Regions from separate parts of the Mus musculus genome. Here region 1 is linked to region 2. The links are chromatin loops, found by intact Hi-C in ENCODE. Cell type or tissue: left cerebral cortex. All regions are shown on one strand. Links, peaks and the distances in the headings refer to the core of each region. The heading gives the core; the rest is flanking DNA.

The links. Hi-C counts contacts between places; a loop is a spot of excess contacts. Peaks named below come from ENCODE experiments on the same cell type or tissue, not always from the same donor. Only the 100,000 strongest peaks of a DNase experiment are listed, where the experiment ranks them.
Region 1: it touches region 2 in a loop (2.4-fold over the local background); 19 of 42 quality-filtered maps call a loop at or near these places.

The regions. Positions count from the first base shown.
Region 1 is chr7:113,504,947-113,520,110 of GRCm38, reverse strand. Far1 (fatty acyl CoA reductase 1) reads right to left here and starts at 6,277. Exons shown (of 13, transcript NM_027379.4): 1 at 6,174-6,277. In left cerebral cortex, for the core only: a CTCF peak has its summit at 6,607; DNase peaks (open chromatin) are centred at 5,663 and 6,385; H3K4me3 peaks cover 2,295 bases; H3K27ac peaks cover 1,285 bases.
Region 2 is chr7:113,370,791-113,385,954 of GRCm38, reverse strand. Pth (parathyroid hormone) reads left to right here. Exons shown (of 3, transcript NM_020623.2): 3 at 1-379. The coding sequence ends at 138. It also overlaps a transcript of Btbd10 not described here. Among named protein-coding and RNA genes, the nearest start is that of Btbd10, 9.0 kb to the right of the region's middle. In left cerebral cortex, for the core only: a CTCF peak has its summit at 7,834 (motif pointing left); DNase peaks (open chromatin) are centred at 7,461 and 7,885.

The DNA.
Region 1 (15,164 bases), core at 3,564-11,563, 140 kb before region 2:
AGCTCCAAGTGATTTATACCTAAAAGCTGGTGGTACACATCCACTAGTACTTTAGCCAAAGTGCATCGATTATTACGTGTTGGCATACAATATTTATACGATACTGGCACTTTTTAATGGAATGTGCCAAATAATCCACCAGGGACAATAATACATTCACAAAACATTGTGCCTTGATTTTCAGTACAACAAATGGCTTTTTCCAAGAACTGAGAAAAGATCTTTACTATGTACATAATATCTTATTTGGGTCTAAAAGATAAAAAGACACAGATTAAGATATATTTTATTCTGTAAAGCCAAAGTTAGATTTTTTTATCTGTATGCATAAATAAGTGTAAGTTCCTTTACCACCTACTATTAGTCCTATCTCAACCTATCTAAATTCTACTTAATTTCAAAATAGTTCAATTAACTACCCATTTGTAGTGCACAATCCAGCTTAACTACACTGTTTCTAGTACACATATTTAGGCTCCCTCCTAACACTCTACCTGCCCCAGGGCACCTTACTATATCTGATTTCTCTTGCACAATACAATAGAAAGCAGAGTTTCAAAATACACTTTTATGAAAAAAAAATTCCATTCCACTTTGATTAACATGTCTATTAGGCTGTATGGCATTAATTTTTTATTTCTTTAATTTGCTTCGAAATTATGGGGAAAGTGAATGGAGGTACAAGCTATGAAGCAATATAGACAAAAAGATTCATAACTTTTAAAGCTGGAGGAAAATAGAAGGATTCTTAAAATCAGGTCCACGAGTTTTCTCCTTTGTACATTTGTTAAAAATAGAGCTGATTTAGTTTTGCTAAACACATTTATTTAGGCAAAGGTGCCTTTCAATGAAACTCCTCTGTCTCTCTTTCTGTCACACACACACACACACACACACACACACACACACACACACTGCCACCAGACAAGAGGCTGTCTAGAAACTCACTATGTAGACTAGACTGACCTTGAACTTACAGAGATCCAATGCCTCTGCCTCCCAAGGGCTAAGATCTGGCATTTTATTGTTGTTGTTATTTGTAGTCCTGGGGACTGAACTCTTAAGCCTTACATACGCTAAGTACTTTTTCTGCCATTAAGCTCTGATGCTAGATTTTCAACAGCTTTTTAAAAATTACATGTACTTTACCAACATGTTTTTATTAGTTTTTATTAATTAGCTCGGAGAAGAGATGACATTTATCTGTTTCTTTGCTAACAATTTAATGAGTATCTGCTAAGATAGCCTGTCTCAGTAACACAAGGAATTCACTCTTTATAATAATTAAGAACATAACTATATCCTTAGGAATCCATGTCAAAAATGACAGGAGGAAAGAAAGGAAGATAAAAAGGGAAAATGAGGTTAAAAAAAAAAGCAATAATCATTTTTAAAGCTCTCCCTGCCACCGTGACAGTCGAAGAAGCTAAAGCCCACAAAGGGGAAGTTACTTGCTTACAGTTAAACATGAAATTGCTGACAAGGCCAAAATTAAACCTCAAACCTACTGATTCAAAGTTTGATGTGAATTGTTACATTATGACACATTTTCTACACCGTATTAACTCAAGAGAATGAGCAATAATTTAAAGAAAAGTAAATGAATGTTAAATAAAAAGGGGGAGGCTAGGAAGAAAATGAAGACAAAAAAATTCTAAAAGCATTATACATAAAAACTACATGCAACTCCCATACTTCCTCAATTCTCAGTTATATTTGACTTTAAGATACAGGATCCATTTCTAACATTTAAAAAATACTGAAATGTAGACACATATCTCTAAAACAGGAAAATGTAACATAATCAACCCTGTATGAAACAAACTCACTACTACATATTTAGAGGTAGGATCACAGGGCACAAACAACTGAAGCAGGATTTTAGCATGGTGGCATATACCTTTGGTCTCAGCACTCAGAAAGCAAAAGCAGACTATAATTGTGAGTTCAATATCAGCCTGGTCTACCTAGAGAATTCTAAGCCAGCCAGGACAACACAGATTATGTTTCAAAGTTGGGGAGTGGGGGCTGAGACCTACCTATCCTTTAAGGTATTAAATAGCTATTAAATACTAGAGGTTATATGACACGTTTTTCAATTACAGATATTAATAAGTAAGTCCTTATCTTTGTGAGTTTAAGAAACAAAACATGGGTTTAGGTTTTTGGGGTTTTTTGTTTTTGTTTTGTTTTGTTTTTTCTCTTATACAGACTCTTGCTATGCAACCCAGGCAGCTTCAAACTCAGAATCCTCCTGCCTCTGCCTCCCCAGTGCTGAGATTACAAGCACATGACACCTTGCCCTGCCAAAGTAAGGACTATATCCTAGTTCTGACACTTAGCTCTCTAACCTACGTTTTCTGAGCCTCATTCTCATTTGTAAAATGCAGCTCGCACATAAGAAAACAAAAGGTAATTGTGATTATCTATTTAAGGAACATAACAGTGTCCAGATGAAACAGAAATCACATGTATACTTATTCCACAATCTCTATATGCCAAATGAAGGTTAAAACTAAATGGATTTATAATATTTCTCCCTTTTCATGTATGAGATTGAACTCAATCTGCACTGATCCTTGGAAAGATCCTCCTAGTTTGCTTGGGAATAATTACTTGCTAAACAAAGAACTATTTGATTGATATGTCTCTATTTGAATTGGGAATACAAGAGTGAAGTATATGTGGCATTTGTGTGTGTCATGTGTGTGCATTATACAAGTGTGTCTTCTATATATGAAAGCTAGAGGTTGACATAGGCTATTTCCCCCAATTGCTTCTCTGCTTTATTTTTAAGACAAAGTCTCTGATTAGACTAGCAAGCCTGCGAGCCCCATGGATCCCCATGTCTCTACCTCCTCAATACTGAGATTTCAGCCGTGTAATGCCCCATAGGGTGCCAGAAATCCAAACTGTTTTCATGCTTGAACAGCAAACACTTTACTGAATGAACCATCTAACCAGTCCTAGTGGTGAGCTTTTAACTGTTTAATCAGTTAAAAATAAATGTAGCACTTTTATACTGTTTACTGAACTGAAACTCTTAGGTCCATATCAAACCCAACAATGGGAGGAACTAAAGAAACTATGTATGGGAAGAAGGAAGGATGTAAGACCAAAAGAAACAGTTAAAAATGACCCAGTTCTATGAGTGGTTCACAGCTTTCTTTTAACCTTAAGTTCTTTTCTTAATCTCTAAGAAAAATAAATGTTCAGAAAAGTCAGGACCCTATCTCTATGATTCAAGGTGCTTCAATAACCTAATACTTCAGATTAAGCAAAAGTCATCTTTTAGGATGTACCATTTCAATTCACAACAACTCAGTCATTTCCAACATCAGAACATGCTTTCCAAAATAGCTCACATGGAGCAGATGTTAAGTAAGTCCATCTCTGCTCTCACCCCAAGCTATGTAGACCTACATAGCCCCAACTGTCCCATTTCTGTTGAATAGATGTTATCCCTTAATGATAAAAACAATGCTCATTTTTATCTGGAATTTTTTTTTTCAGTACAAGCATATTGAGTACTCAGATCTTCTTTAGTCAAAGACTAAAACATTGCAAGGGGCCCTGCTATGATTCCCCTCCCCCATGTGACCATAACTATGACCACACCAAGCATGATTGCTGACCCATATCATGATTGACCTCAGTGATCTTGACTCTACATTTACATTTCTTTTTTCCTTATTTAACTCAGTGGCTTCTTTTAACCATCTTTCTTCTCAGTCTCTAGGTCTTTCTTTCAAAAAAGTCAGCTCTAGGCTTCTCTAAACAGCATACTCTTCAGTACCTACAAAATCTTTACAAGCAATCTTTATCCTTTACTGACTTTGTTTTGTTTTTCAAGACACTGTTTCTCTGTAATAGCCCTAATTGTCCTGGGCTTGCTTTGTAGACCAGGCTGGCCTCGAACTCAAAGCCCACCTCCCTCTGCCTCCTGCGTGCTGGGATTAAAGGCGTGTGCTGACAATCCCAACACCACCATCCCCTAGCCCCCATGCCTCCTTTACTTCTTTTATAACAAGTCTTTTCTCTAACAGGCTCAGGTCTGACCTTTGGATTTTCTGGTAAATCATGAATCTCCAGCATTCTCCAGTGTCTGTCATCAAGCAAATGTTCAATTCATGTCTGATTCTGCCAAATCCGACTTGCCATGTAATAATAGCTGGTGTAACCTTAGGCAAGTCAAATCTGTCTGAACCTCTCCCTCACCTATGAAATACAATCAAATAATGATACTTGGAAAGCTCAAAACAGTTTCTGGCACAAAGTAGCAACCAATAAATTTCTAACTATCAAAAAAATTGGGGGGTGCATATATGCCCCATCTTCAGTCCAACTGTTCTGTTCCTTCGAGCCATCACAGGGAACCACTATTTACCAACCAACCAAGCTGCAGGAAGAAGCTTAACTGATGGCTACATATCTAACCATTTCTTCAGACAGATCTGTAATTGGACTTAGAAACTATTTACACTTGTGAGGTTTTTAAATCCACAGTCTGCTTATACTTCATCCAAACTACTGTAATCATTCTTGTGTCTAGTAATAACCCACACACCAACTCCTGGTGCAAATGACCCAAAATTCACCTTTTCCAAAAAACTTGCCCTTCTCTTGAACTGTCTCTCTGCTTACAGGTAACTCAGCCCTTTGGGAACTAGATTATACTAAAAGCAAAATGTAATTACAGTAATGTGTTACCCACAAATACCTTCTCTGTCCTAAAGAATGATCCATTAGCTAAAATTCTATGCTGAGCTGGTGAATAAGAAAACATTTATACAACTGCTCTCTTGAATTCTGCCCTCAAACTGTAACTTTTCACCGGCCTTTTGTCCTATCTTTAAGCAGAAATTATCTCTCCCATTTAAATCCACTGAAAATGTGGATTTAATTCTACCTGTACCCTACAAATAAAAGCTTCAAAGAGGAAAGCAGTTGACAGCAACACACATATACTAATGTCTTTCTTAAGTGAAAATATTTTTTGTTTATTTAACTACAAAACTAGTCTCAAAAGTGAAAGCAACTGCCCAACAAGCATAAAACAAATTCCACTACATTAAAAAGATTGCTCATTCAGAACTGCACAACTACATTCACACAGTATCACTTCTGTTTTTGTAAGACACCTTGCACCATCCTCATGTCATATTACCCATCCATTATCCATCCCCAACCAGACTCTTTAAATGTTGCCCTTAGCACTTTTCTTTAAGAATTAAGCAATTTCCCAGTCCAAAAAAAAAAAAAAAAAAAATCAAAGAATACTTAATACCCATTACTTCTAAGAGCTAAGTTTGTGTGAGCTGTGGCTAAACAATCAGATGGATCATCCAGGGGACAGCATAAAGGTGAGCTAATGATCAGCCTCAGTAGGTAGCTACGTTGAGTGTTCCGAGCTGTCATCCTGAGATACTCTCTCTCAACTCTGTACTCCCAACTCACTCCACTGTTCACAAAAGATCCCCACCCTTGAGCAAGCACACAGAAATCCACCTTGACTGTTCCTTGTGTACTTTCCAAGAAACCAAATAACGCCTTCTAGTCAGACAGCCTCCATCCACCCCTCATCTAAAATCCACTCCTCGGACACCTTCCGGTTTCTGTGTGTACCTTCTCACACTCCACATGCCCTGTCCCCATTGGTCCAGAGACCTTAACCTTCAAACCCCAAACCAGTTCTCCATCTCTCAGCTGATTTCTCCGCAACGCCATTGATACCTACTTCCCAGAGGCCGATCCCACTCTGGAGCAGGGGCCTCCTCACTGGACGCCCTCTCCAGAGCATCACCCCTTTCCCATCACTTTCTTCCTCTCAATCCCAGGCCGCCACCCTCCTCCGTTAACTCGGGCCCCCACCGTGGCCGCCTCTGCGCGGCCTCCCCCCGCAGACGGAACCCCTGCCTCCCCGGGTTGCAGGCCAGGGGCCTCTAAGCTCCCTCGCCGCGGCCCTGGCAGTCGGGAGGGCGGCGGCCCGGCCACGCCGCGCAGGGACAGTCCCAGCAGAGGAGGCGCCCCCGCCTCCAGGCGGCCGTGGCGGGGCGGGGGCGGGGCGGTTCGCAGGCCCCACCTCAACGCAGCCCGGCCTAGGACTCCCGCAAAACGGCGGCCAAGTGCGGAGGGGCCGCGGCCGAGCCTGCGACAGAGCCCGTGCCGCTCACCTCGACGCGGAAGCTCGGGCCTCGCTCTCCCTTCAGCGATGGCTACGCCGTGGTCGCGCTCTCCTCACTCGCTTTTCACCGCCCCCGACCGGCTGCTGAAGAGCGGACCGACAGCGGTGCGCCCATTGGCTGAGAGCGCTATGGCGTCACGGGTCCCGACCGCGCCTCGGGGTCTGACTGGTTGGCGTGGCGCCTCTTTTCCACGTCTGCTCCTGATTGGCTCTTGCTCACACTCTTCCCGGGAGAACCGCTCACCCTCCACTCTTCTTCAGCCGCCCACCCCAAACCCCCCAGGCAGGACGGCCAATGGGGGAGCGGAGAGAGGCCGGGAAGTGGGCGGCTGGGCGGTGTGGTCGGGGAAAGCGCAGCCAATGGGCGCGCGCCGCACATCCCCGCTCAGCAGCGCCGCCCCCGGCCGCCCGCTTCCCGGAGGGTCGCGCCCTGGGCCACGCCCGACTACCCTGGCGCGGGAGCCCAGCCCACGCAAAAGGTGCGGGACAAGTGGCAGACGTGAGAGCCCGCCCCGCAGCCATCGCGGCGTGCTTGAGTACTGCCAACGTGCACCCTGGCGCTCCCCAGATGGGGCCGGCTACCCTCGGTCTTAACTGAGTGTGAGGATCCTCCCTGATAACTGCCAGCTTGGTTCCTTCGGAATGTGGAGCCAGCACTGTATGGACCTTCTGAAGGGCCCATCGGGAGGACTGGAGCCCGCGTCCATCCTCCCCGAGAGACTGTCCACCTAGTCCTTCCTCCTTCAAGACAATCCCGTGCAAGATGTAGGGACAGTGAGAGAAGTTTCAGCGTTGGAAGGTGGGGCGTGTGCTGAGAGCTAGGGTGCACGGGAACTTGCTGAGTGTCGCGAGCTAGAAGGTAGATACGCGTAGTTAGTATAACAAGTTTTATTTAGTTATGCTTTGGGTCTTCACACAATATAAACACTCTGAATTCCTAACTACGGTCCTAAGCCTATCTCCCGAGGCTGCTTACCTATGCGATGTATCTTGGCTGAAGGTCAGGTCCAGTCTCAAACAGAAATTTCTGATTCCAGGGGCAGGATCCTAGAAAAGATTCTCCAGCCACAGGGCAGATCAAAGTGGCATCTCTCCAGATGTGCAGAGCAGAGCATTGCTCTTAGTCTCTGCTTATATACTGTTCACTGGGCATCGTGGAGTTAGTTCTAGGACTATCTCTTGTTATCTTTGAGTGAGTGGTGTACGGAGTTATGGTTATCAGGTGCAGCCTTGAGTGTAGTGGGGATCCTGACTACACTATTTTTACATGCCTAAAAAACATTTTTCTAAAAAACTATGCTCATTACAATGTATGAGCTGGGAACCTGTTTTTTCTTGATGTGGTGGTGATTACCCGGGTGTATGAAGAAGATTCGTGGGGCTGTGTGCTTCATGCACGGTGCAATCATTTTGGAAAAAACTATTGCATCCTGGTTATAATCAACACCAGGCTTTAGCTGTCATTCAAAAACTAAAAACCGAGGCTAGAGAGAAGACTCAGTGGCTAAAAGCAGGTACTGCTCTTTCAGAAAATGCGAGTTCAGTCCCCAGTAATCTACAGTTGGCAGTTCACAATCACCTGCTAGTAATGCCTCCCTTCTGGGCTCCATGGGCACCTGCACTCACATCCACATACCACCCACATACAGACACACGCATACACGTAATTTAAAATAATAGAAATAATACTTAAGAACTACAAACTACTACGGGTATAAGGGATTGCCCTTTTTGCAAACTCTGTGCTTTTTTTATTTGACAATCTCATATGTATGTTGGATGCATTCTAACAGATACACCTCCATTAATCATCTCACTCTAAAGCCTCCTGCTACTTCGATGTCTTTTTTTAATCCCCGAGTTTAATTACAGTTGCTTGCATGAATGTGTTTGAAGATGGGGAGTGGGGGGTATTTACCAGAACATAGGCAACGTACTATTGAAACTTAGTTGGGAACTCCAAGCCAGGTTGGGTCACTTGTCCTCAAGGCAACTAAAAGGCATTAATAATGGAGAGCAGAATAAGGAGATTTATTCAACATGGCCACATAGGGTGGAGGGACAGGGAGATCCAGTTAGCTGCACCCACACACACAACACACACAGTCTATCTTCAGTATCCTGACATAAGATTAAAGTTTAAGGGCCCAGGAGATCCACGTCTATGCAGTAACAGTCAATGTGTTATCTCACTCGCCATTGGCCCATCATTGTCTGGGCTTCAGTCTCATCTCATAACTTGGTCTGGTGCATTGCTAAAACTCTGTGAAATCTTTCTAGAAAGCTAGTTCCCTCTCTGGCTGGCCTCTTTTTTCCCCCAGCTTGAGAGTTCTAGGGAAATTCCCATTTCTCTAAGGTCCTTTGTTTCTGTAGTCTGACTGAGACACACAAGTATCTCTTTAGAATAGCTTCAGGGTAGACTACGTGGTGCCAGGTGATTTCCCTTGGGGGCTTGGGGGCTTGGGGGCTTGGGGGCTTGGGGGCTTGTGTTGTTGTCCACCCCTGTTGGTAGTATAAAAGCACTCACAATATTCTACTTCACCTCACAAATCTTGTTCACATTCCTCTGTCAGAAGCTGTACCGCTGTAGAACTCTAACAGACTGCTTAGTTATAAGGCTTTACAAAAACAAAATCACCACAACAGAAAATAGTTAGCTATAAGATTATATAAAACCGCTGGGCGGTGGGGGCACACGCCTTTAATCCCAGCACTTGGGAGGCAGAGGCAGGCAGATTTCTGAGTTCGAGCCCAGCCTGGTCTACAGAGTGAGTTCCAGAACAGCCAGGACTACACAGAGAAACCCTGTCTCGGGAAAAAAAAAAAAAAAAGATTATTTAAAACCACAACAGTACATCTGTTTGGAAAATGAGGTAATTACATATAGATTTACAAATATCTAATACCTGTCAATCTTTAAAAGGCTTGCACAACTTAAAAAGAATCATGTAGAGCCCGGAAAAATTAATATCACAGCACAGAAGAATATAGAATCTTACTTCTAAAGCAAAATTTAAAATCTCTAGTTTAGTAGAGTAAGTCTATAGGCCTTGACAATCAAATGTTTAAATCTCTTATAAAATCAGGAAACAGTGCTAGTTATTACAAACAGATAATATACAATTATATTTCATATATACAATAGCAAAATATACTTACTTTATCAGAGCAAACAGACATTTATTCAGGTTTCAATTAGCCATATTGTCTAGAAAGCAATTTTTCAAATGCGACTTTCAGTCTGTAAGACACTCAGAGGTCAGCATTAGACCATACTTGTAATGAGACCTTTTAACAGAGAGTGGGAGGATTCCAAAGGCCCATCATTATTTAGTTCAAACAGATGTCATTTGGTTTGAGGAGTCAGTAGCTAGGGGACTAGAGAAAAAAACGTTAGCAAGGCCCCATACAGCATGGAAAAATTCAATTATTTGTATTAGTTGTTCCTTTTAAAAAAATGGAAGTTAGGTCCAGGTGCAGTGATTTCCTTCAATATGCATGTCCTTGGCCCTGTGTTTAAGCTTTAATCTCAATTCAAGACACCAAAGACAGACATCAGGGCTCACTGGATCCCTTTGTCCCTCTTACCAATGTGACCATATTGAATACATCACCTTATCCTGCTTTCTACTATTTATTTGACTCTTTTAATTGGCTAAGTAATGAAGGTGGCCCAACCTGGCTTGGGACATGGGCTGTGACCCCAAATTTAATGACAACATCTGTGGCTATACCACTGAAGAAAATGATATCTAAGGAAAGGGATTTCTGCGTAGTGAACTTGAGAAAAGCCCCAAGCTCAGTAAGCACTCACTAGCCACAGCTCTCAAGATCAAGCTGGATGGGGCCGGGAGATTTTTTTCTTGAGGGGTTTGGGGCTTGTTTTAGTGCCCAGCCTGGTTGGTATCATAAAAGCACTCACTATGCAGTACCCAGTCAGAAACTCCAAACACTTACTGAGTTGCCTGCTTTATGGCAGACCTAAGTCCCTAGTCCAGAAAATGAACTTAAATCCCATGGCGTCTGCCCTGGAGGAAGCCACAGTCCAGTCCCAAGTACAGTCATTTCTGAAGGTCACAGGTCATTAGGCTAATAGCAGCTTTCCTTCAGGTTTGATGCATAGTAGTGTTAGAAGCAGGGCTGGGGACATGATAGGCAAGTGTTGTGCCAATCAGCCACATCGACAGCAGTCCCAGCTAGTGGACAAGTCCAGGGAAGAGGAACACCTGAGCTTAAGAATTCAGTTAGAGGGCAGCCAGAGCAACATAGCAAAAGCCTGTCTACAAACATACACACACACACACACACACACACACACACACACACACTCACACACATAGAGAGAGACAGAGAGACAGAGGCAGAGAGAGGCAGAGAGGGCCTGTCTAACTGAATAATAAACTCTGAAAGGACACCAGAATAAGATAAAGATGATAATATTCATGTTCATTCATTTAGTATCTTCTCAAAAGACATGGAACTAAGTTAATCACTCCTCAGGCTTGGCAGCGTAGTATATGTGTACACCAGGCACTGTTTCCAGAAAATACATCGATCACTAATAAATTTAAGACAAAAATATCTTTAAGGAATATTGGTACATAATTTCAAAAGTCCATACCTAGTTCTGATGAAAGCAATGGAATTCTTTAAGTAATTTGCTTTATGATTACATTATGGTTTAACAATATCTTTTAGGGATTAAAAAAAAAAAAAGAATAGTTAGGGGCACCAGCTATTCTTTACAGAGGACCTGGATTCCATTGGCAGCAACCAATAGTAGCACACAGACATCTGTAACTCCAAATCCAGGAATCCTGACATACTCTCGTGTGCTCCTCAGACACTAGGCACATGTGTGCTGCACATACATACTACCAAGAAAACTTTCATAGATATAAAAAATAAAAATAAATCTTAACAATAGCTTTAGGGTTGAGAATACAAAGGCATCCCGTCTGGTTCAAACACATGTATGATACAGCAGAAACTTGCACACCGATGAGCAGAGTTTTCTGGAGTAAGATTTAAAAGATTTAGATCCAAGGATAGTGTGGTGCCATGGCTGGAATGTGTTGTGTGCTTAGAACCCCCTGTAATGCAGCCTCACGAATGAAATCTGTTCATTATAAAAGTGATCGATCCCCAGGAGGTGGTGGTGGCACACCCCTTTAATCCCAGCCCTTGAGAGGCAGAAGCAGAGGGTATCTCTGAGTTTGAGCCAGCATGATCTACAGAGTGAGTTCCAGGACAGTCAGAGCTACACAGGGAAACCCTGTCTCAAAAATAAACAGATAGATAGATAGATAGATAGATAGATAGATAGATAGATAGATAGATAGATAATAAAACAAAACAAACAAAAAACAAGAGTGATTAATAGCTTTCACCAAAGACAATGGAAATTTTTGCCCTAGAAAAGGAAAGAAAACTGTGATAGTTTGTACCTGAGTTGTCCCTGAAAGGGTTTGTGTTTGAAAGATTTGGCCCTCAGTTTGATGCCTTAGAAAATGGTACAACCTTTAAGAGGTGGGACCTGGTGTGTGTGTGGGGGGGGGTGCTTTCAGAAGGGGTTGTGGCACTGCTGTCTTTACTCTCCTTTCTACTTCCTATCCATCAGGAGATCAGAACCTTGCTTCGCCACATGCTCCCTGTCATGGTATGCTGTCTTGCCACAGGCAGAAAGAATGTATTCAAAAGAAATGTGTCAGTGGCCTGAAACCTCTGAAACATTGTACTAAAACAAATGTTCCTTCCCTTTAAGCTGGTTATCTCAGGAGTTTGTTGCTGTAATGGAAATCTAGTTAATAACAAACACTAAAAAAAAAAAAAAAAAAATCTAATTGGGCTGGGAGATGACTGAGTTGGCAAAGTGCCCGCTGCACAATTATGAGGACCTGCTCTCAGGGCCCCAGCACTCACATAAGAAGCCAGGGACAGCAGGGAACATCTGCAGCCCTTGAGGAGGGGGCGTGGACACAGGTGGATCCAGAGACCTCATTGACTGGCAAAGCCTAGCCTAAACAATGAGCTCTAGGTCAAAACGTCAAGTAGAGGAGCAACTGAGGAAGACAATGACATTGACCTCTGGCCTCCATACTGCAGGCACACTTGTGTACCTTCATATCCATGCAGCAAAACACACATACCAAAAGCAAGCAAACAAACAAAAACAACATTCAGTGCTGGAGATATGTCTTAGTGGTTAACACTTGCAAATCAAATAAGGTGACTCGAGTTTGGGAACCCACATAGATACTGGGTACTTTTGTCCGTTGGCTTGTAATTGTGACCTCAGACAGTGGGAAAGGGAATCCACAGAGCAAGCTAGCTAGCTTGACTAGCCCTATCAGCAAGCTCTGGATTTGGCTAAAATACCCTGCATCAAAGACTAATGTGGAAGAACAATTAGGAAAATTGCCAATGTCCACCTTGGGCCTCCACACACATATGCATATCAATATGAATATGCTTACCTACACCCCAATGTGCACCCCTACACGTTCATCTATACTAAATAATATCCCTGAAGATAATGGTGCTATTTGGGGCTCAGCTGCATAGCAGCATTCAAATGTGAAGCAGCTGTACACAGAACCAGCATTCTATAAATGAAGGTAAATTACACCAAGCCAAAAAATATATTATGTTTTATATCCTACATACAGGTTCGATATATTTACTAAGAAAATACACAGAGAAAAAACACTCTACATATAAATAAATGTAGTTACTGATGCTTATGAATCCTTGAGAGTTCAATAACTTCTTTAGAAAAAAGGGGGGCGCTAGAGAGATGGCTCAGCGAATAAAGTGAAATCTGGATAAAGTGTGAAATCTGCAGTTTGATTCCCAGAACCCTTGTTTTTGTTTTTTGTTTGTTTGTTTGTTTTTGTTTAAAAAAAAACAAACCCACAAGAACAATGACGATAACACTCATCTGCTATGACGTGGCATGGGTGTGGGGGTGGTGTCCTCCTCCACCCTCACCCCTTACCACCTGTGGCAGTTGGGAGATCTGGCCCTGGGGTAATGACAGCTGGTGAGCTGGCCCTGTCCCTAGTGGGCTGCTGGAGAATGGGTCACAGTCGAGCTGGCCCTATTAGAGGCTGTGCAGGTGAGCCAGCCCCAAGGGCAAGAGCGTGGAAGAACTGGCCTTACCACTCATCTGCAGTGAGGTTGCATGGGTGTGGGGATGATGCCATTCCCCCTCTCTTCCAGATCAAGAGAGCTGACCCCTGCCTCTGAGGAGCTGGGCCATGCACCTTGCCTGAGCAACACAGTGGAGGCAAAGGCACAGGTGAGCCAGCCCCAGGGTGTGAGAGTGGAAGAGCTGGCCCATTCAACCCCATAGGCTCCTAGGCTGCAGCACTTGGGAGAGTGAGCCCAGCACCTTGACGGCAGCACAGTGGAACTGGCTCTGGAGGCACTGGTGAGGGAGAAACAGGGAATTCCTAGAGCAAGCTAGGTAGATGCACTAGCCAGTATCTGAGAACTTCAGATTCAGCAAAGACAACTTTGCTCACTAAATAAAATGGAATGCAATCAAAGAAGACACCTGATGTCCACTTAAGCACCACCACCTTGACATACACAGAGACGCCAATGTGTGCTCACAGAGAAGAGACCATCTATTCCAAACACACATACAGAAGAAGAGGAGGAGGACGAGAGAGAGAGAGAGAGAGAGAGAGAGAGAGAGAGAGAGAGAGAGAGAGAGAGATCAAAGCAAACAATTTTATACAGATACTATCCACAATCCAAGGAAACAGGTTTCTTAAGGCATGTATCATTTTCTAGCTCTTGATAGTTTTTTAAATGTCTTGCTACACGTGGTTCTAATGAGATTTTTTACTCTGTTCTTCCAAGTAGCCCTATGAAGACCATCATTTGAATTTCTTAGAAGAAATTGAGACTCCATGAAACAAAAAACATGCCCAAAGTTGCACAGCTGTTAGGTGACAGAAGTGAGATTGACATTCAAATTTATTTATGATAACTAGCATAATTGTGTTACTGTGCTCCATGTGCCTTTACCAAGGTAAATTAAACCTGTGAATGTGTGTGTGTGTGTATGTGTTTGTGTGTGTGTTCATTACATTCTTATGCATATCCCTCAGAAAAGTCTTAAGATTCATAATTATTTCCATCATGCTTTAACGGCAGTTGCCATGCCAACTCGAAAGCAGCTGTTATTCATTAGGGAAAAAAAATAGAATAGTTCCTTTAACAAAACTGATGTTACCGTAATGTGCCATTACAGCTACCTAAAATACACCAAAGCTCTTCACTTGCAGTTTCAGGCAACTTTACTAAAGTTTGAACTAAATTCTATTTATAGCAGTTATTCACCGAAATTCATTTAATAAGCCCTTACTTGTCCAGTATCCAATCATGGCACTCAGAATTGGACTGCTTGTGTGTGTGTGTGTGTGTGTGTGTGTGTGTGTGTGTATGTTGCTGATGATCAAACCCAGGGCCTTTCAGCATGCTAGGCAAATACTCTACCACTCAACTACATCGCTGTCCTTTTCTTTGAAAACTATTTTAAAGGCAGTTAGTAAAAGCACTAAACAACAAAGACATGCTGACAGTTTTCTAAGCTTTCCACTGATCTACCAATCACCATTTCGAGCAAGTATACACAGGTCTCCTTGGTCTCATTTCCTCATTTCCTCATTTCCTGTTATCTGCCTTGGGAGTTTCTGCAACTTGTAAAAGAACTTTGCTTTGCATCTGCAGGCTTAACCTAGGTGGAGCGAGCGTGGCTCTTGACAACCCTCTTCGTGTTCTGGCCATTGACTCTGATTCTCAGCTGTCTCCTCTACTCCCAGGTCCTTAAACTGAGAGTCATGATAGTACACACAAATAATGCAGCTGTCATTTTAGAGGGAAGACGAGATAATTTATCCTGGAGGCATTTTGAGTGGCCATGGACCAGAAACTCAGATTTACATTACCCCAGATTTCATGTTCCAAC
Region 2 (15,164 bases), core at 4,762-12,761:
CAAATGGCTGCCAGAGATGGCAGTCACCAGAAGCCCACCAAGAAGGAGGAAAATGTCCTTGTTGATGGCAATCCAAAAAGTCTTGGTGAGGGAGACAAAGCTGATGTGGATGTATTAGTTAAATCAAAATCTCAGTAAATGCTGATTTATTCTAGACAGTGCAGGGCACTGACATATGCTGCTACCTTTTCAAGCTTATGAAGATCACCAAGTGCTAATACTTCTACTGTAATGAAACTTTGGAATTTTTTTGATTACATTTTTGCTCATTTAAGGTCTCTTTCAATGATTCCATTTCAATATGCTCTTCTTTTTAAAGTACTACTCATTTCCACTTCTCTCCTTAAATATAAATAAAGCTTTAATGCTCATGAATCAAGTAAGCAGTGTTTCTTGTTAAAACTTTGTCTCAGTTGGAGGGTTGGCTCAGAAGTTAAAATTGCAAACTGTTGGGCTGGAGAGATGGTTCAGCGGTTAAGAGCACTGACCGCTCTTCCAGAGGTCCTGAGTTTAATTCCCAGCAACCACATGGTGGCTCACAATCATCTGTAATGGGATCTGATGCCCTCTTCTGGTGTGTCTGAAGACAGCAACAGTGTACTCATATAAATAAATACATCTCATTTTTAAAGAAGAAGAAGGAGGAGGAGGAGAAGGGGGAGGAATAGGGGGAGGAGGAGGAGGAGGAGGAGGGGGAGGAATAGGGGGAGGAAGAAGGGGAGGGGGAGGAGGAGGAGAAGATGATGATGATGATTGCACACTTTTGCCTCAAATGACTTGAGTTTGGTCCCCAGGACCCACATCAGGTGGCCACAACTACCTTTAAACCAATTCCAGGATGATTCAATGCCCTTGGCCCTGCCAGTACTTGCACTCATGTGGACATACCCACACACTTATAAGGAATTTAAGATAACAAAATAATCTAAAATAAATCCCATGCCTTTTGTCATGATGCACACCAAAATGGTTTTATTGACATGAATTTGTAAAACAACACAAGAAAAAATTTCTTTAATCCATTTACCTCAGTCAATATTTTGAACACTTGTCTGTTTTTAATTCCAGAGTACTAGGTCCCCAAATTCATATTACCTGGTTATTACTCCCCACTTCTCTTCGGGAAGCCCAATGAAATACTCAGGAAATGGGGCAGAAAGTGGTCTGAGACCTGACTGCAAAGCCTTTGCCATTACATAAATTCACATATATATTATATCTATCTATACTCTGAACTCTACACTGCCAGGAATAGAAATATAGTATTTATCCATTATTCACAAATCCTTATTTAGTGTTCATCACAGATAATGTACTCATTTATCTTGTTTTGCACAGACACGGTTCTTGTCTTCATGTAGCACCCACATTTTGGCATTAGTTCATAATAACTTTGAGGAGTTCTAAGTATGAAAACCACATATACTACAGGGGTGCAAAATACAAACCCTATGGTATTTACAACAGAGATACACAACAAAATATTATGCAGTGATGGAAATATTCCATACTCTGATGCCCGTAATACTAGTCACAGTCATGTTCATCTAAAGCATGGGTAGCATAGCTGTGAAAACTAATTTAAACTTTGTTTAAATTAAGTAGCAGCTTGTGGTCAGTATTGTACTTCCAAGCTGTGGGTCCTTCGAATACCTACAGGTTTTCACTTCCAGCCACTTAGTCATAAATTAGATGTTATACATGCCTGTGATAAAAGCTAACCAATTTGCTGGGTTTTTTTTCTATTTAAAACAGAAAGACTTACTATTTAAGAGTTTGTATTAAAGCACATGCATGCTTTCTTTTAAAAGTAAAGATAAAAAGGCTGGACATAGCGGCACACACTTTTGATCCCAGCTCTCAGGAGACAGAGGCAGGTAAATCTCTGCAACCTGGAGGCTAGCCTGGCCTATACATCAAGTTCCAGGCACAGTCAGTACAGGATAAGAGCATCTCATAAGAATATCATGGACCCACACTACTTATTGTTCGGGTTATGCAAGTGAACTTTGTCAGTTCCTCTTTGGTCACATAACCTACATTCTATTTCTTCCCTCATATCGACATATTTGTTAGATTGGCTAGTCTGTCATATTTTCAGACATTTTTCTTTTGAAAGACATAGAATCAGTCTTTTCAGCCTAAGCCCAATATTCCCATTTTAATTTTTCTGCTAGTCAGCATCTAAATTAGTTTGGATAATGAAATTGTTATTAGAATGAATACTAGGCCTGGAAAAATGGCTCAGTGGTTAAGAGCACTCATTGCCCTCCCAAAGGTCATGAGTTCAAAACCCAGCAACTACTGTGATATTAGAATGATTTAAGGTATTTTCACCTATATTAACTAGGAAGTTAATTAGTCCTTTTGTTTTTTTGTTTGTTTGTCTGTTTGTTTGTTTGTTTGAGACAGGTCTCTCTATGTAGCTCTGGCTGTCCTGAAACTCTCTATGTAGACCAGGCTGGTCTCAAACTCATAAAGATACTCCTAGCCTTGTCCTCCCAAGAGCTGTGATTAAAGGTGTGGGATACCTTGTTTGGCAACTAGACATTTATTTATGTACATCACCTGAACATGACTACTGGGTATGTGAACAGGTTTGTAGGGTGGTCATGAGTTCCACTTCTACCACACCATCCTAATTTGACTCCATTCCAGCTAGCCAGGAGTATGAAGTTATTGTGGATGTGCCAGATCTGGAAAAGCTGATATTCCCCTTTAAAAACATAACTGCAATAGTTTTGGAAGTATACTAAATGTATACATTAGTTTTAGGATAAATTAGGTCTTTATCTTTATTGTTTCATCCAGTCCATAAGCACTATCTCCTCTTTTCATGATTTTTAAATAGGCTATGATTTCCCTCTGGATTTTTTTTGTTTGTTTGTTTGGTTGGTTGGGTTTTTTTTGTTTTTTTTTTTTTTTTGTTTTTCTTTTTTTGTTTTTTTTTTCTTTTCCATTTTTATTAGGTATTTAGCTCATTTACATTTCCAATGCTATACCAAAAGTCCCCCATAGCCACCCACCCCCACTCCCTACCCACCCACTCCCCATTTTTGGCCCTGGCGTTCCCCTGTACTGGGGCATATAAAGTTTGCATGTCCAATGGGCCTCTCTTTCCAGTGATGGCCGACTAGGCCATCTTTTGATACATATGCAGCTAGAGTCAAGAGCTCCAGGGTACTGGTTAGTTCATATTGTTGTTCCACCTATAGGGTTGCAGATCCCTTTAGCTCCTTGGGTACTTTCTCTAGCTCCTCCATTGGGAGCCCTGTGATCCATCCATTAGCTGACTGTGAGCATCCACTTCTGTGTTTGCTAGGCCCCAGCATAGTCTCACAAGAGACAGCTACATCTGGGTCCTTTCGATAAAATCTTGCTAGTGTATGCAATGGTGTCAACGTTTGGATGCTGATTATGGGGTTGATCCCTGGATATGGCAGTCTCTACATGGTCCATCCTTTCATCTCAGCTCCAAACTTTGTCTCTGTAACTCCTTCCAAGGGTGTTTTGTTCCCAATTATAAGGAGGGGCATAGTGTCCACACTTCAGTCTTCATTTTTCTTGAGTTTCATGCGTTTAGCAAATTGTATCTTATATCTTGGGTATCCTAGGTTTTGGGATAATATCCACTTATCAGTGAGTACATATTGTGTGAGTTCCTTTGTGAATGTGTTACCTCACTCAGGATGATGCCCTCCAGGTCCATCCATTTGGCTAGGAATTTCATAAATTCATTCTTTTTAATAGCTGAGTAGTACTCCATTGTGTAGATGTACCACATTTTCTGTATCCATTCCTCTGTTGAGGGGCATCTGGGTTCTTTCCAGCTTCTGGCTATTATAAATAAGGCTGCTATGAACATAGTGGAGCATGTGTCCTTCTTACCAGTTGGGCATCTTCTGGATATATGCCCAGGAGAGGTATTGCTGGATCCTCCGGTAGTACTATGTCCAATTTTCTGAGGAACCGCCAGACTGATTTCCAGAGTGGTTGTACAAGCCTGCAATCCCACCAACAATGGAGGAGTGTTCCTCTTTCTCCACATCCACGCCAGCATCTGCTGTCACCTGAATTTTTGATCTTAGCCATTCTGACTGGTGTGAGGTGGAATCTCAGGGTTGTTTTGATTTGCATTTCCCTGATGATTAAGGATGTTGAACATTTTTTCAGGTGCTTCTCTGCCATTCGGTATTCCTCAGGTGAGAATTCTTTGTTCAGTTCTGAGCCCCATTTTTTAATGGGGTTATTTGATTTTCTGAAGTCCACCTTCTTGAGTTCTTTATATATGTTGGATATCAGTCCCCTATCTGATTTAGGATAGGTAAAGATCCTTTCCCAATCTGTTGGTGGTCTTTTTGTCTTATTGACGGTGTCTTTTGCCTTGCAGAAACTTTGGAGTTTCATTAGGTCCCATTTGTCAATTCTCGATCTTACAGCACTTCCCTCTGGATTTTACACAGCTCGTGTTAATTACTAAATACAATCCAGATCTGTGTCTATCCTGAAGGGAAACTATGGTTTTATTATTTTTCTAGTTGATAATATTTTTGTGCAGGATAATATTCAGTTTTCTCCTAGACTAATAACCTTGTTGGGCTCATTTATTAGGTAAGATTGTTTATCTTGTGATAAAGCTTTTTATACTGTTGATCATGCAAAATAATGGCACATTTACCTCTTTTCTCCTTCTTATTACACATCTTTGTTTCTTATAGTTTTATCCAGTACCTGTAATATTTTAATTTTTAAATTATGAGGGATGCTACTGTTCTTTCTTAATATATGCTTGACCTTAAAAGCAGTGTGTCAATAATTTCTCCAGAAAATAAGACTCTTAATATACTGTCATATTCTCTTTCATAACTGGTCAGCAAAAGGCTCTTTGGAAATATAAAGCACTTGACTTTTAAAAATGCTTTCCTTATAAACACATATAGTCTTCACTTCCAGGATGTTAATTCCATGTACTTTGTCTGACTACAATTAAATGTCCATCACACAAATTAATTTTTTAATAACTTTATTTTATTTATTTTGTTTCTTTTAAGACAGGTTTTCTCTGTGTAGCTCTAGCTGTACTTGGAACTCACTCTATAGCTCAGGCTGGCCTTGAACTCTGCCTGACTCTGCTAGGATTATAGGTGGCATACCACCACCACAGAGCTTATATCTGCCTTATTACAGAATCCTTGAAAATAATATACATTTTATATTTCATTTTTTAAAAATTTAAGCCAGCAAAGAATGAAATCATGACTTTTGCAGGAAAGTAGATAGAACTGGAGATCGTGTTAAGCAAAATAAACTAGACTGCATCTCATATGCAGGATGTAGAAATATGTATTTGTAGGACATTAGAGGAGAAATGGATAATGAGAGGGCAAGAAGAGATCTATAGGAAAGGGGAATAAGAGAAAATAATGGCTAGGCAGGTGGTGACAGTGCACACCTTTATTCCCAGCACTGGAGGCAGAGGCAGAGAGGCAGAGAGGCAGAGAGGCAGAGAGGCAGGAGGCAGAGGCAGAAGCAGGTGGATCTCTGTGAGGCCAGCCTGTTCTACAGAGCAAGTTTCAAGAGCTATACAGAAAAGCAAGCCAAAGGCTATACAGAAAAACTCTTTCTCAAAGCACCAGGGGAGGAGGGGGAGATGTGGTGGGAGGAGAGGGGAATACATAGCTTTTCTTTATAAATAGTGAAGTTTATTGTATATTACAATCTTGTATAAAATATATGTGGCTTGTTTAAAAGACTTCATTTGTGTGTAAGGGTGTATATAAGACTAGAGTTAGAGTGATAAGCAGTTGTGAGCTGCCTGATGTGGGCGCTCGGGTCAGAACTCAGGTCCTCTGGAAGAGCAGCACGTGCTCTTAACTGCTAAATTATCTTTCCAGCCCCACTTTTTTTAAATAAAGAAAATATAAAATGAACATCCACTTTCCACCCTTGAGATTATATAATAGCATGCTGTCGGTATTTTAGAATTTCCATGTAGGATCTTTGACTTCTTTTTTTTTTTTTTTTTTACCATATTCTTAATGTTTATCATTACTCTCTTGTTTTTTTTTCCTAGTTAGCCATGTATCTGTGAATTTAAAAAACTACAACATCTAATTTTTTTTCAAATATCTGTCTTTGTAACTCACAGTCTGTATTTCCCATATTCCCTTCCTCACCACTCACCATTGCTAAGCCTCCATATTTTCCATTTTAAAGTTTTTGTTTGTCATTTTTTTTTTGCTTGTTAGTATCCAATATAACATAGCTATATATATGAGTTATTTTGAATAATAAGTTGCTCTAAGAATAAGTTTCAGGCTAGAATGGGGACCACACACTGGTAGATGTTCTCCATCAGCATAGTGACCCTGTCTGTATCTTAGCCCCCACCCCCCTCTCTATCCCCAGGAGGGAATCCTGCATTCTGCGAACTTAGCTTCAGCCTTCCTTCTTTGGAGAAGGCTGGATCCCTCTTGTACTAGAGGCTGCTTGGGTGGACCCTTGAAGGACAAATTCTGTTAGGCACTTGGAAGCCACCTTTTTCCACTTGTGGCATCCTTTTGCTTCTTGACTGACTGCTGTGTCTTGGGGCCACAAACATGCTAATTATGCTCTCTAAATACTGAATTACACTCCAGTTATGACCCATTATCTTGATCTCAGGATGCTTATGAAGCAAGGCATTAGGATTTCCAGAGTATGGTGGTAGATTAGAAGCTGCCTCTGTGTGAATCTCTGACTGTTAAGAAAAACAAGTCATGCCGGGCGTGGTGGCGCATGCCTTTAATCCCAGCACTTGGGAGGCAGAGGCAGGCAGATTTCTGAGTTCGAAGCCAGCTTGGTCTACAAAGTGAGTTCCAGGACAGCTGGGGCTATACAGAGAAACACTGTCTCGAAAAAAAAAAAAATCATGAGAGGAACTTCCAGAGTCATCCTACCAGTGTTTGGGTGGGAGAGGGCCACAAGAGACAGTCATGGAGAAGAGCATGGCAGATGAGGACATACTAAGAAATTTAGACAGAAGGGAATTTGGGCTGTGAAAGCACAATGTTTCTACTCTTTGAACCAAGGAGCAAACTTGGTAATATGAGGATAACAATAGAGAATTGTAAGCTTAAGTCTGTGGTCAGCAAACTGCTCATTGAAGGCTCTGAACCCAAGCACACTGGATCACTTGATTTCTGCAGCCTCCACCCACCCACGAGGTGTTTGACTGCTAGGCATAATCTGAAACTACTAAACTTGAGTGCTAGCTTCTCTCTCTGTTCTTCCCTCCAGAAAAGAGCTCAGATCTCTACTTCACCTGCTCTCTGAGACATGTAGGAGATAGCACTTGGCTTACACATAGACACCCCTTCATACACAAATCAATAATTCTCTGATGCAAGTGAAAACCTCTTCCACGGGTTGCAAAGCTCAGTGTGGTCAGCATTTGCTTCTGGGGCACATAAAAAGGGAAGTTTCTAAGATGAATGTAGTATCAAAGCAATCATGAGGCCAGCCCAGCACTCTGCTGGTACAGTGCCAGGTTTAGGAAACACAAGGGACTCCGCCTTGCAGATTCCAAGAGACCCACACAGAGGCTTCTCCAATTCATTGTTTTTTAGTTTCTTTTTCTCATCTTTTGACTTTTTGCTATATTTTATAAAATATTTATTTATTTATTTATTTTGTAATTTCACACATGAATTTAGGTCATTCTCATCCCTCTTCCTCCCCCTAACTATTCTGGGGACATGCCCCACCCTTTTCCAATGTCATGACCACCTCTTCCTCTTTTATTCCAGCAAGTTTAATTAGTGCTACTGGTATGCACATGGATAGAGGGTGCCATCTACTGGTGGATGGGTAAACGACTGTGGGCTATGCCACTGAAAAGGGACTCCCTTTTCTAGAAGCATCAAATGCCAACCACGCCTCATCTAGGGTTGGGGTGGAGTCTCATGAGTCTCCTCCCTCTTTACGCTGGCGCACTGACTGACTCACTCTTGTACCATTTTCTATGCTGGCAACCACGGGTTCTATGAATCCATGAGTGGAATAGTCATGTTCAGAAGACATTTTGCAACAATCTTCCCATGCCTCTGGCTTTTCCAACCTTTCTCCCTCCCTCTTCTGCAAGGTTCCCTGGCCTTTTGAAGTGTGAAGATGAGATACAAATGTCCTGTTCAGGGCCGAGCACAGCACAGTCAATTATTCTCTGCAGTTTGGCTTGTTGTAATTTCTATATAACCACCACTGCACAGAGGAGCTTCTCTGATGAGAGAGAGCTGCATTGTGGGTACAAGTATTTAGAGGGCAGTTTGACACTGTGTCCCTTTAATAAAATTGTGGGAGTAGGGCCTATGCCCTCTCTAACCACAAGTTCTTGGCCAGATTTAGTACACAAGAGTTCTTTCCTGTGTAGTGGGACTTAAATCCAATTAGGAAGTTTTTGGTTACCCTGTAACATTCATGTCATTATTGAACCAAAGGGCATGTCTTGTCAGGCCACAGATTATTGGAGCTTGGAGGAATCATGGCTGAATAAGACTGTTAACTTTTTTCTCTCCTAGGAACCTGCAAAACACATTCCAGCACTGTGGAAGCTAGCCAGCAAGGATGATGCTTCCAGATCTGTATCAATTTGGTTTTTCGAAGTTCTACGAGCAAACTATGTGGTGTCTTCAACAACAGGGTCTTACCATCAAGTCCCAGTGGGTAACCAAGAACAACGGCAATAACCTGTACTCTTTGGGTGGCTATTTTAAACCTGTAAAGAATTATTTTTTGTCCTTAATTTTAATCATGTTTTCTTTTCATTGTTAAAGTATGTTTTTTATCTTGTGCTCTTTCCTTTCCTTATGTTCCTTTTTGAAAAAAAAAAAAAAAGTTTTTCTAGCTGGGCTCGGTGAGACACACCTTCAGTCCAAGCACTTGAGAGGCAAAACCAGGCAGATTTCTGTGGTTTCAAGGCCAGTTTGGTCTACAGAGTGAGATGTTGTAGATGTATCTGCAATTGTGTTGTAATCTACCCATTGAGGATGGACAATAATATAGTCACTTATTCTCTGCAGTTTGGTTGTGGTTTTCTGTAATGATCTCCATCTGTCCAAAAGAGATGTTTCTTTGAGGAGAGATGAGATCCACACTTCTCTATGAGTATAAGAATAAATATTTAGAATGTACGGTAAAATTATGCCGACTTAATAAAATGGGAGTTATATGTTCTCCCCAAGACCCATGACCACACTTGCCCCAGATAGTTGGCTAGGTTTCCAGTACCAGGTGTGATTTCCCGCTTATTGGGCAGGCCTTTTAAAAAACTGCTTTATTTGATGTAAATAAAAATATACCTAACAGTTTCTTCAAAGGTCAAGGACCACTCTCTGTTGCAGGATATTCCATCACACTGTGAACTCTGAGATTGTTATTTTTTTAAAAAGGATTTATTTTATTTATAAGTACACTGTAGCTGTCTTCAGAGACACTAGAAGAGGGCATCAAACCCCTTTTATAGATGGTTTGTGAGCTACCATATGGTTGCTGGTAACTGAACTCAGAGCCAGTGCTCTTAACCACTGAGCCATCTCTCCAGCCTAAGATTGTTACCTATTGAAAAAAGTTGTTCCTAGTTGTGGTGTAGCTGAGCCCTTAGCACATACCTTTAATCCTAGACAATGAAGGTGAAGTTAGTTTATAAAAGGAAGTACCCATGTTTGAGAATGGCAGACAAAGTGATGAATCAGAGAAAAATTTGACAGAATAGGATATTGTTTTAGTCAGGGTTTTCTAGAGTCACAGAACTTATGGATAGTCTCTATATAAAAAAGGAATTTATTGATGACTTACAGTTTGCAGCCCAATTCTCAACAATGGTTCAGTAGTAGCTGTGAATGGAAGTCCAAGGATCTAGCAGTTACTCAGTCTCACACAGCAAGCAGGCAAAGGAGCAAGAGCAAGACTCCCTTCTTCCAATGTCCTTATATTGTCTCCAGCAGAAGGTGTAGCCCAGATTAAAGGTGTGTTCTACCACACCTTTAATCCTAGATGACCTTAAATTCACTCGGAGATTTAATCTTCTGGAATCCATAGCCACTATGGCTCAAGATCTCTATACCAAGATCCAGATCAGAAACTTCTATTTCTAAGCCTCCAGATAAGGGTCACTGGTGAGCCTTCCAATTCTGGATTGTAGTTCATTCCAAATATAGTCAAGTTGACAACCAGGAATGGCCACTACAGATATGTCCAATTCTCATGAGAAGAGAGGAAAAAGTGCTTACTTAAGAGAGCAATGCAGGCAGAGAAGAGAGAAAGGAAAAAGGCAGTTTGACCTGGACAGTTGTACTGAGACAGGTTACAAAGGGAACAAGATAGACATAAATGAAGACAGAACAAGCCAGAGAATGAGAAGGAGCCAGAAGATTAGAACAGATTGCCAAAGTTAATATGAAGCAAAGCAGAGTAACTCAAGAGGGTGGGAGAGGGAGAGGGAGAGGGAGAGGGAGAGGGAGAGAGGGAGAGAGGAAGAGAGGGAGAGAGGGAGAGAGGGAGAGAGGGAGAGGAAGAGAGGGAGAGAGGGAGAGAGGGAGAGGGAGAGGGAGAGGGAGAGGGAGAGGGAGAGGGAGAGGGAGAGGGAGAGGGAGAGGGAGAGAGAGAATTGAGGCCCGACTGAGTCAGCTTGAATAGGAGTTTGAGCCAGAATGGCTGAGTTGAACCAGCTAGAGACCAGAAAGAATAAGAAATGGTAAACTTAAAAAAAAAAGAAAAGAAAAAAAAAGAAAAGAAAGAAAGAAATGGTAAACTTATTCAGCACTAAGTTTCAGATACTGAAAGCATTCTAGACCTAGTTAAGATTGTATGGAGGCTAGAAACTTCCAGGACTAGGCCTAGGTTAGCAGACTGAGGCAGTAGACCTCAGAGACAATTACTACAGGAGAATGGAAGATATTTTACAACTCTCTGAACTGCTGATTATAAATATTAAGAAAAGGAATTTATTAGATTGTTTTATGTGATAAGTACTAGGCAGTTCATACTGGGGCTGCTACAGTAACTAAACCTGCTTTTATCTCTTTTACAGGGAACTTGGTGAGGCTCCCTCCAAAAATTCTAAAAGCTAGGCCCTTAGTGGCATGCATTGAAGCTCGGTTCGCTTTAACTTGGCAGGTGCCTGTGGGGAAATTCTACAACCCTTTAGCATTAAAGAAGTCTAGAAATGGCTATCAGGGTACTGGAAGACTGAAAACCTGGTTAGCTGCTCAGGATCGCAGGCTGGATGCCTCTGCAATACCAACATGATGCTGATGCTGTATAGGATTCTTGGAGAGCTGCAGGCCTTCCATCCATGTTAGAGGGTTGAAAATTTCCTGTGCCAATTAAGGATGGCAGCAGTAACAGAAGTACACCATAGGTACACCAACAAGAAGCAAAGATGAGCACACCACTGCTTTCCTCTCAGACCCATTTACACCCAGCCTGCTGCAGGAAGGTACTGTCCAAGCGGGCAGCTCTCTCTTCAGCTAATCCTCTCAGGAAATGTCCTCTCAGACCAGCCTAGAGAGAAGTCATTTTTAGTTGACAGTCAGGATTCACCATCACACCTCTTTCTCTCTGTCCCAGAAATCAAATCCTTTTATCAGACCCATCTTCCTTTCCTGGACAGGGGGTTCCTCTCCACTGAACAAGTAGGATCTGGCCTGTGAGGCTGGAGTTAGAAGGGGGATGATCTTTCCGCATAGAGATCTTTGGAATTGAACTCACAGCGGCTATGTTTACATGTATACAATGTGGTCTGTCACATTCTATTACAGAGGATGGAGGGACTATGAGAAATTACTGAGTTAATAGCTGCTAGGTAGAACAAGCAATTTTCTTCAGTGATCTAGTAAGTTTCCCTTCTTTTTCTGTCCTCCTTACCATTTTGTTTGAGATTCTGTACATGCTACACAAACACTCTTCCACTGATCTAATCCCCAGCCCTAGAAGTAATCTTTCATAGCTTTGACCTCTCAATAGCCATTACTTGTTCATATAATCCAACTTGTCTTTTATAAGTATTAGTAGTGTTGGTGTCTCTTAGTATTCTTACAAAGGGGCTTGAGCAATAAAAAACACAATGTCTGCTGAATGTGGTTAGAATTACTTCTGTATTTGTTGTATTTTTCTGCTCTGCCATTAGGTGTCAAGTGCACAAAATTAATAATATAAAGAAATCTCTGGTTGGAGTGATGGCTCAGTGGTTAAGAGCACCGATTGCTCTTCCAGAGGTCCTGAGTTCAATTCCCAGCAACTACATGGTGGCTCACAATCATCTATAATGTGATTTGATTCCCTCCTATGGTGTGTCTAAAGACAGCTACAGTGTACTCACATACATGAAATAAAATTAAAAAAAAAAAGAAATCTCAGGATTTTCGTCTAAAATGTTTAATTTTTTAAAATGATGCTAGAGAGTGAACAAAGGGTCACTAAGCTATACCTCAACCCCAAATCCCAGGTTTTAAAATCTAAACAGGATGCTGAGGATGTACTTCAGTTTTTAGGGTACTTGACTAACATGCATGAAACCTTGGGTTGGATCTTTAGAATTTCATAAAGCTGTGTTGGCACAGCTTGTGGGATGGAGGTAGGGTGAACAGAAGTTCAACATTATCCTTGGCTCAAGGGCAGCCTGGGATATGAAGACCCTGTCTCCAAAGCAACTTAAAAACAATACAATAGACTCTAAGTCTATGGTTTATCATTAATTTGCCACACAAGGAAACAGGTAGCCTTATCTTCTGCTTTGAAACAGTTTTGGCTTAGCAGGATGTTATAAAGGCAACTGTGGAGATCAGGGTATATCCTAAGTTACTCCATACTAGAAAGATTTGGGCTTTCAGGCCATGCCTTGTCCTGCTTTGTGAGGAATATGGAAGTTGACCTTGTGAAGGAAAAAGTAGGATGGTGAGCGAGGCTCCACAGGCCCCTGAGATGCCTCCAAAGAGTCCTGATCTGCCATTCATGGTATTATATCTAAGATGGCTCCTGGAACACCAGAGAGAAAGCAAAGAGGAACCAGGCAGGGTGATGGCTGCTTCCCCATCTTCACAGATGTCCTAACAGGTGACAGTACTTCCTCCACCTTCTGAGGAACCTTACCAGACAGGGCTTTCATTAGAGCATGGTGATGGTGTGTCAAGTATTTAGGGGCATGGGATGGGTTCAAACACTGTATATAAGCTGATGTGCTGGTGAAGCTTAAATCTTCACCCTGATGCTGGTGACACTCTCCAGAACAGGATTCCCTGAGATTTGTCATTCGACTCTGTCACCTCTAACCCCCATCCTCTGTCCTGTAATTTTATTAAGCAGCAGTTTGCTCAATTTTGAGGCAGAAAGGCTTTACATTTTGTTTGTGCAAGTAAACAAGCACTACACTGATAAATTAATGCAAATAAAACACCTGTTGCTCTTGCTGAGGCCATGGGTTCAATTTCTAACACCCATGTGGTAGCTCACAACCATCCAATTCCAGGGAATCTGATGCTTTCCTCTGATATTTGTGGGTAACAGCTAAACATGCAAAACAATCACACTAAAACAAATCTTTAAAATAAAATTTCAAAATCCACCACCTTTAAACTTTATAAACCAGGGACACATAGACACCTAGGTATATAAGAATCATTATTATCAGAGAAACCAGGTTTGTGAGTTTATCAAACACACCAGACCAAGGAATTCTGCAATTCCTGGGCTATATGAATCAACAAGTATTAACAAATGTAGACTGTCTCCAGAATTGTTTATTTCTCTGTTGGACTTCCATTCATCTGGATCCATTGTGCCCTAAGTCAGCTTTGAGGCCTTGAACCAATGGTGGTTTGGCAGCTTTGTCACAGAACAGCTCTGGGATTGGGTTCTTTGTATTACTATTTTATCTATTATGATTCTCTTTTGCATTTGGATGAGCCTTAAGCCTGGTTGCCTTCAGTAAAGGTCCTTAGAGTTCTGTGTGCTAGCATTCCTTCTAGGCTCCACCCCAGCTATCTGGCAACAGCCTGGTATGCCCAACTCACTATTAAAAAGGCTGTTTGCCCCCTCCTCATTCTCTTATCTTCTTCTTCTCTGCCCCTTCTTCCTCTCTCCCCATGTCCCTCCCTCGCTCTCTCCACATGTTCCTGGATGGCCTCTTTCCCTCTCCTCTTTCTCTTCCATTCTCTTCCTCTACTCCCTCAACTCCCCTCTCCATGCCCTAAATAAACTCTATTCCATACTATATCCATATATATTATACTATAGCTGGTACCTCAGGGAGAAGGGATGACTCAGCATGGGCCCACAGAGGCACCCCCCTTCTACCTCACCATATAGATCCCTGGCCAAGAATATTCCTGGCTGGCTGGCTGGCTTTCTTTCTTTCTTCTTTCTTTTTTATAAAACACAACACTGGACGTTTTTTGTTTTTTTTCTTTTCTGTTGTGTAGCTCATTTTTGCTGTGTGACAAGTGTGACTTAGAGATTTAATATTAGCAATTAGGATTGCAGTGTAATAAAAGAACCTTGATTTGGGATAGATTTCAATTGGTCATAGATATAATCCCAGTACTCAAGAGGGCTGAGGCAGAATAACTACTTCAAGTTGGAAGCTAACCTGAGCTAAGCTATATAGTGCATTTTAGGCCAGCCTAGGCTAGAAGTATTTGAGATTGCCTCAAAAATCAAACCAACCAACCAACAACAACAAAAAAAAAATCAATTAACTTAGGTTATTTAGGTTGTGAGATTTGCACAACTGATGAAGTGCTTGCCACACAAGCACTAGGAACTGAGTTCCTAACCAGTGCTGGTGAAACAGACACAAGAGGATCCCTGGAGCTGGCTGGCTAGCCAGCCTAGCAGAATTTAAGAGCTCCAAATTCAGTGAGGGACACTGTCTCCCAAAATACAGTGGAGGATTACTGGGAAATGCCAACATCAATTTCTGGCCTCCACAGCATGCACACATATGCAACTGCATACTCACATAACTGCCTGCCTCTGCCTCTTGAGTGCTGGGATTAAGGGCATGCACCATGGCCTGGTCAAAACCTTTCATTAGAAAAATGACAGCTTCAATTTAGACATAAGGGAATGAAGAATCCAGTTTGATCTTTACCCCCAACTTGTGCTACAGTTACTTTATTTGAGATAAATTA